Regions from separate parts of the Homo sapiens genome. Here region 1 is linked to region 2. Evidence: chromatin contacts called from ENCODE Hi-C or POLR2A ChIA-PET data. All regions are on one chromosome and are shown on one strand. The core of a region is the stretch at or near the end of the contact, and the rest is flanking DNA. Distances in the headings are between cores, read along the strand shown. Region 1 overlaps TJP1 (tight junction protein 1). Region 2 overlaps TJP1 (tight junction protein 1).

Region 1 (3,860 bases), core at 360-2,859, 39 kb before region 2:
AATTTAAATGACGGCCCATCAGATCAGTCCAAATATACATATTTTGCCTTACCTTTTAACATGTAGCACTATTCCCTTTGTACTTCATTTGTGTTGCAGTGATCACAATTTGAAATTATGTAATTGAAACTTCATTGAAGGGCAGGGGTCATCTGTTTTATTCACTGAAACCTACCTTGTCCTTCTCCTTAAGTTCCTGGCTCAACCTCATCTCCATAGATGATCTTGCTTTCAATTTGGATGGAAAAAAGCCAAAAAGACCAAAACAGAAACACTTTGGAGTTCAGAAGGAATGAGAAGCCGTTCAGTGTAGCAGCTTTGCTCACAGAAGGAACTTGGAGGGTTCACAGAGTGTTCTTAATACCTTTACTATTGGTTTTCCTAATGGGGAACTGCATGTCATCAAGAAAGGGTGTTCCTTGAAGATTTGTGGAAATTTTATTATTTTATGATGTCAGATAAATGAGGTGTATTGATCTAAAAAATTGAGGGATCTTAAGCTTTGGTGTATTCTCTGGACAGTAAGTAGTGTTTTGTATTAGCTCCATTGGTTTTCATGTATCCTCATTGTCTGCTTCTTCTCAAATTCCTTTGGTTGTCCACAGGGTTATCTTAGTCCTTGGGTAATTACATCTTTTCCTTTTGACTTCAGCACTGCTACTTGGTTGACTACTCAAGAGCCATTTTGAACTCCACCCACACTTCTCACTAACTTTCTAACTGGTTTCCCTTTCTCAAATCATTTTCCCATTACAGCCTTCAGGATGAATTCTTATATCATTTGATCGTCGAAAATTCTTTAGTGTCTTCCATTTGAGTTTAAAGTCCTTGGCATTATATTATAAAGCCTGTTGTGATCTGGTACCCTTGCACCTTCTCTCCTTTTACTCTCTCCTTGTTCCATAAATTGTACAACTTAGTCATATCAAAGCCAGCGTCATGTGTAGCATCACACAATCTTGCTGACATGCTGTTTCTTCTGAAACATCTTTCTCCACTTTTTTCCTGGACATCCTTCAAGCTTGATGAACTCAAAACGTTGCTGTCTCAGGGAACAGATCTCTGATCTTCACAGCAGACACAGTCCTTTTGCATCTTCCATAACAGCTCTTATCTATGTGGTGCAAAAGTTATTTATTTTGGTGCAAAAAGCTCATATCTTTTGATGCCATTTTAATGGCAAAAGCTGCAGTTATTTTTGCACCAACCTAAATACCATTTAGTGTTCTCAGCTGCTTCTTTGAGCCCCTAGGGAGGGAGAGGGACCTTTTTTTGGCCTCCCCAACACTTACCATGTCTGATACATGTTTGTTGAATGAATGAATGAATGAATGATACATGGATTGGTTTTGAAATTACAGCCATAAGGTTAGTAAAATTTAACTGGCTGTGTATTTAGATAATGTTAAGGAGTTCTTCATTTGGAGTATACTTTATATCTTCTCTTTTGGATTTGTTCTTCTCCCAGTTATAGGCTCATCCTGTCTTTTCAGTTATTGTGCCCTCCTATCTTTCCCCATTCAGTAATCAGTCCTGAAGGACAGTGAAACTGCCTAGAACTGGGATCTGAAGTTTTGGCAGGAAGCCCTTCAGAGTTGGTGATCTGAGTAGTGTCTTTGCCAGCTGGAGCTTAGAACAAAGAAACTAAACAAACTCTTGGCAGATTGTGAAATACAGCTTTTTGCTTCTTCAGAAATTGTGATTCTAGTCAGTTGATGCTGACTTAGAAATGTGCGCAGAACTCAGAATCCAGCAACCATGAATTGCAGTCACTTTTGATGCCTGCAGTGCTTCACTAATTATTGAATTTGTAGCCTGTTCATTGGAATTATAGTCTGATAGAATTTTGGAGCTAGAAAAGTCTTTTCATTTGAGATAATTTCACCCATTTCCCTAATTGTGTAGGTGAGGAAAATTAAGATCACGTTTCTAGTTGATGATACCTTTCGGCTCTGGTCTCCTTATGCCTGGTCTAGTTCATTTCCTGTTTACCAGCATCTGTCTGAGTTACTAGGGAATGGTAGTGCTAGAATCATGCTTAGAGGAGTAATACATTTTCCCCTTGGTCTCCTACAAGCCTAAATGTCTTGAACCTGAGACTGGTAATTTACCAGAAGCTTTTTGTGCAAGTTATGCAGTTATCCCTTGTGCATGTTTGAAATGAGAAAATGACAAGCAAGTTTACAATAAGGATATTAAGTTTTAAAAATAATTTGATAAGTAATAGATGAATGTAATTAAAAGTACAAAGGGCTCCCAGTGAAAAGTGAGACTCCTCCTACCTGGTTTTCCTTTCTCCACTCCAGAAGCCATGCGTTTCTTAGGTATTCTTCCAAAGGAACCTCCACACCCCTTGCTTTTCTAATGCATCAAAATTCTCAGTCATTAGTGAACATTTTTTCTTTATGGAATGCTCATTAAAATAGTGGTTAATAAATTTACTGGTACTAAAAATGTCTCATATCAATTTTAGCTTTGATTTCTGAGTGATTTACTAGAAGGATTTCTTAGTTTTTCCTCAGCATTTTATTATGATCACTTTCAAACACGTAACAAGATTGAAAGCAGTCTGCCATGGTTACCTGAATCCCAACCACTAAGATTCTACCATTATCATTTTACTGTATTTGCATTATTACATATTTACGTGTTTGTTCATCCTTCCATTCCTCATTCAGAACTCCTCATCAGTACTGCCTGGTTATATAAACAACCATGGATAGAATTTGCTACTTTTGCCACAGAAGCAAATGAAAGGCTAGAGAATGGAGAGAGATGACATGGTCCATCATTTAAACTAGGAATATATTTTTCTGTTTTTTGTTTTTTTTTTTTAAAGATAAGGAGTGGTAAAACATAGTAACTCACTTATATTATGGATTAAGTTGGTTTAGTGGCTGGTCAAGAGCCTAACCACTTCTTTTGATGTTTCATTCTCAATTACTTTCTTCTACATAGGTCTTCCTTCAGATAAATCAAGCTATAATTGATGTTTAACAGAGAAGTTTTTTGAGATGTGGACTTTTCCAGTCCTCCAAAGAAAAACTATATTGATTTTGATGTGGAATGGTGAGAGCAATTATGTTTTAGTATTTTAGTCTTCTCCCTTGTACAAAGCAAGTTTCTCTTATTGCACTCCTCCTGGAGACTGTACATTAAGACCTTAATGTATAGATTGCTTACTAACAGGAGAATAAACATTTTTTATAATTAACAATAAGAACATTAATCCTCTTAAGCATTATTTGATTTTCCTAAAAGCCAAGTGGAAAAACAGATACAGATGCTTCTCAGCTCACTTAGAACAATGTCCTGATTAAACTCATCGTAAGTTGAAAATACTTTACGTCAAAAATGCATTTAATACACCCAACCTACCCAGTATCATAAGCTTAGCCCAGCCTACCTTAACCATGCTCAGAACACTTACATTAGTATATAGTTGGGCAAAATTATCTAACACAAAAGCTTACTTCACAATAAAGTGTTGAATATCTCATATAATTTCTTGAATACTGTAGTGGAAATGAAAAACAATGGTTGTATGGGTACCATCGTAAAGTCAGAAAATCAAGTTGACCCATCCTAAGTCAGGGACTGTCTGTATTCGAAATGTCAAATAGGAATGAGATTTTGTGAATATAGTTTAAAATACATTGCCAGTTTGTTCTGATGGGGAATGGAGAAAGGAAAGCAGGAAGATAAAACACCTGATAGAAAAATGTCACCCACAGTCCCTTTACTTTGAAGGTGATAAACAATGTTAACATTTTGTTTATCCTTTGAGCCTTTATTCCCTACTAATGTTTAAACAAAATTAGGATAACCATGTACACGCTGTTTTACAACCTGCTCCCCCC
Region 2 (4,044 bases), core at 31-2,530:
AGCAAGACTTCTGTAAAATGAATTTACAGAGGGCCTCATCAGCAAAGTGTGGAAGTGAAGGTAATAATAGGACTGGAGTTTGTCAGGGCAGATGATTGAGGGGTCAAGAAAAAGTCATTTAAATATGGCAACAGGATGTCTCATGCAAACTTAGGGGGAATGCGAGTGAAACCAGGATGGAACTGATGAACTAAGATGAAGGAATTGGAAATAAGATAGTGAAAAGTTTCAGTAGCTCAAGGTGTCCGACATAGAAGACAAGGAGTGATACACAAGGAGATCCTGTAGAACTACAGTGAGGTCAAGTGTATACTATTGTGAGAAGGCAAAGTGTAGTCCACAGATTACAGGGCCATTCAGTCAGCAGGTGTAATACATGTAGATCGTCAGCTTGCAGAGAATGAAGGAAATAAGTGGACAGGCAATACAGAGCCAGTTACCAGAATCATTGAGAAAAGAACGCCAGAGGGAAGAATTTGCACCTAGACTGGGAGTACAAATTGAAGAGATCCAGAGACTGAAAGCAGTTTGTGTTGGTGAAGTACGGCTGAGTTAATTAGCTCCAACATATTATTGAATGTTAGTGCGGCTATAGAATAAATTATCTCTTAGAGGTCTGGGGCAATTGTGGGCTTTGATATTGATGCATTCTAAAATTTTTAAGGAAGCAAGTTGGGCATGGAAGTTTGCTGTGGTTTTGGTAGCACCTAGAGTATATTTGATGGCATTAGAGTACAGTGCTGTCCTTTTTATTCAAACCACCAACAGTTGTTAGTTTCCCTGTAAGCTTGTGATTATTACACCAGGAAGATCTTTCTGTGTGAAGTAAATAAAGAGGTTTTTAGGCCCACTCGTTCTTATTTGTGCTTAACCAGATCTGTTTATCAGGAGAACAGAAAACACAGCCTTTATGGAAATGTATTCCTTAGAAATTTGTTGTAGTTGTTTGTGTATTGTTTCTTGCTGGTTCATAGTTAATATGGGATGAGAAGTGTAATATTCCTTTCTCTTTGGAACTGAACGTACATATATGAAAATCAGTCAACTTATTTTTTAACCTTTTTAACTTGCAGACAATTAGAAGGAAGAAGAAAGTTCAAATACCAGTAAGTCGTCCTGATCCTGAACCAGTATCTGATAATGAAGAAGATAGTTATGATGAGGAAATACATGATCCAAGAAGTGGCCGGAGTGGTGTGGTTAACAGAAGGAGTGAGAAGATTTGGCCGAGGGATAGAAGTGCAAGTAGAGAGAGGAGCTTGTCCCCGCGGTCAGACAGGCGGTCAGTGGCTTCCAGCCAGCCTGCTAAACCTACTAAAGTCACACTGGTGAAATCCCGGAAAAATGAAGGTATTCTCTGCCAACTCTTGCTGTTTTTTTCACATGAAAATTTAAAACTAATTTTAATGAGAAGTACAGTTGCTGTCTCTTCATGTCTTTGCTTTGTTGTCTTTGTGTTTGTGTTCTATCACTGTAAGTCAAATCCTGTTATGGCAGGCTTCAGGGACTGTTCATTTTTTCCGTTGGAACAGATAACACTTCAAGTGAATTGTCCAGGGCTTGGCTTTTGGATTTGTTGTGATGAGAATAGCCAGGTACAAATTATGCTAACAAGAAATGTCACACCATCACCAAATGGAAATTCAGTGTTTTTCTTAACTGTTAGTAGTGTAATCATGGAGAGAAATCTTGGGAGTGTTGTTGTTGTTGTTGTTTTTGTTGTTGTTACAAGGTCTGGCTCTGTCACCCAGGCTGGAGTGCAGTGGCACAATCTCAGCTCCCTGCAACCTCTGCTTCCCAGGCTCAAGCAGTCCTCCCACTTCAGCCTCCCTGGTAGCTGGAAGTACAAGTACATGCCACCATGTCCAGCTAATTTTTTTATTTTGGGTAGAGACAGGGTTTTTGCCGTGTTGCCCAAGCTGTTCTCAAATTGGTAAGCTCAGGCAATTCACCTGCCTCGGCCTCCCACAGTGCTGGGATTATAGGCGGGAAGCCACTGTGCCCTGCTGGGACTTCTTCCCCCTCACTCCAGACTGTTTTTTTTAAATGGAGGAATTTAAGGAAAGGAACCCCTTATAGAGCATTTCTCCATAATGCAGTACTTCTTTGAAGTTTTTGAAACTGAAACTCAGCTGCTTTCCCTCATGCCTCATTAAATTTGATAAAAAATGGATCTGACTGTGGCTTGCTCCTTCTGTGGGCATGCATGACTGATCATTTTGATATAAAGGGTGTTACAGTTGGAATATTATCAAGACTTACTTTGATCTGCTTTACCACTTGGCATATCTCCTAGGTGGTATTCCATACCCCCATTCAGTGAAGTCTCAGTGAAGTTGTCAACATTTGCTGTTTTTACTTCACTACTTACCCCTCAATCCTCTCTGGTCTGGTATCTTTTCCGCTCTGCCCCCAAAAATGTTCACACTAAATCTAGTGGAAGTTTTTCAGTCTCTAGCTTGCTTGCCTTTTCAGTATCATTTCACATGGTTAACCACTCCTTATTTTCAAAAATAATGTCTTCTTTGGTAGTACTGTATCTTTCTGTTTTTTTCCCCCACCTTTCTGTATCTTTTGCAAGCTCATTCTCCTCACCCTGCCCTTTATAACGTTCTGTCAGTTTCTCTCCTAGAATCTTTTTTTCCACTTAAGGTAACTTTTTTTTTCTTTTCCTCAGGTTGAATAACAATTAATTTAGGCAATCTCATCTGCTCCCCTGCTTCCAGTCACTGCTGATGATGGCAGAACCTCTTTCTCCAGCCCAAATCTTTACACTCTTGTGTTCCAACTGTTAGGCATATTCACTTAGATGTTCCTGTAGGTCCCTGAAACACAGCACATCTCAAATGAAACTCATCTCCCTCTTAAAATTTTTCTTTGTATTTCTCATGAAGTATTCAGTTGAATGTGTTTCTATTGATCCAGTTTCTCAGGCCATTCCCAGATGACATGGTAGTTACCCTTGCCTTCTCTTTTTTTCCCATGCATGATGAATGTCCTCACTCCTGAATACCACTCTTATCCATCCCACTCTTTCTCCACTGCCTCCACCCTTTTCCAAGCCACTGTCATCTCTTACATAGACTCATTTGGTCTCATAGGTTGTCTCTTGGATCCCTTTAAGTTGATTCTGCAGATTTCTTCATAGATCCTCTGTGACACTTCTGTCTTACTCTTTTGCCCCTTTCTTTATTAGTTCTCAGTCTCAGCTACACTAGACTTATGACTTCATTAGGTCCACCAGGTTTTTTTCTTCATTACTTTGATGCATTTGTTTTGAACTTTTCAGCCGTCACTCACCCCATGCATCCCCTCCCCCACAAACATACCCTTCAGGTTTAGGTCTTTCTTAGGTAAAGTTTTAACTTTAGTATATCTTCCTCAGGGCGGCCTTCTCCTTCCCCCTAGTAAGTGAAGAACCCTTGTGTTTCTGCCCTCTGAACTCACCGCATTTGGGATTACCATGCTAACATCCTTTTTTTCACTGACTGCAAATTGCCAGAGTGCAGGAACTATCTCATTTGCTGCTTTCTCCCTAATGCCTGGTACCTAGTTCATATATACCCCAAGAAATATTTAGAATGAACGAACAAACTAATATACAAGAAATATTTTGGGGTCATCTGTGTAATGGTCATTTATAAGTGTTTAATCTTGAAGAACAGTCTTTTAACCAATACCCTATCCTTCTGTGATGTAATGACCATATGGATGACTGCCTCATTCCTTGCCCAGATATCCTAAAAGGCCGTTTTCTTCACCCTGATTCTATTTCTGGCTGTGAGTACTCTTTGTATATTTGTCTTAAGTTAAACTGTAATTCTGATGTAATTTTTTTTTTTTTTTTTGAGACGGAGTCTCACTCTCTCTCTCAGGCTTGGAGTGCAGTGGCACAATCTCAGTTCACTGCAACCTCTGCCTCCCAGGTTCAAGCAGTTCTCCTCCCTCAGCCTCCCAAGTAGCTGGGATTATAGGTGTGCACCACCATGCCCAGCTAATTTTTTGTATTTTTAATAGAGACGGTTTTACCATGCTAGCCAGGCT

What was found. Hi-C counts contacts between places; a loop is a spot of excess contacts on that map. ChIA-PET counts read pairs that join two places held with the same protein, here RNA polymerase II (POLR2A). Pooled maps may share reads with other maps.
Region 1: a loop to region 2 is called in a map of IMR-90, with 2.6 times the contacts of the local background. The contact joins two enhancer-like sites. A Hi-C loop is called at or near these places in 34 of 168 maps with a recorded cell type or tissue (Caco-2, HepG2, IMR-90 and 18 more) and 16 of 50 pooled maps. POLR2A ChIA-PET finds 5 or more read pairs at or near these places in 4 of 52 experiments (H1, MCF 10A, PC-9 and 1 more).

What each region holds. Positions count from the first base shown.
Region 1 is chr15:29,803,005-29,806,864 of GRCh38, reverse strand. All of the region lies in intron 1 of TJP1 (tight junction protein 1), which reads left to right. Among named protein-coding and RNA genes, the nearest start is that of TJP1, 18 kb to the left of the region's middle. Within about 2 kb of position 1,609, at least 2 of the 41 ENCODE cell types and tissues checked have a DNase peak (open chromatin) inside an H3K27ac peak, as active enhancers do.
Region 2 is chr15:29,763,572-29,767,615 of GRCh38, reverse strand. TJP1 (tight junction protein 1) reads left to right here. Exons shown (of 28, transcript NM_001330239.4): 5 at 1,074-1,350. Among named protein-coding and RNA genes, the nearest start is that of TJP1, 57 kb to the left of the region's middle. Within about 2 kb of position 1,280, at least 3 of the 41 ENCODE cell types and tissues checked have a DNase peak (open chromatin) inside an H3K27ac peak, as active enhancers do.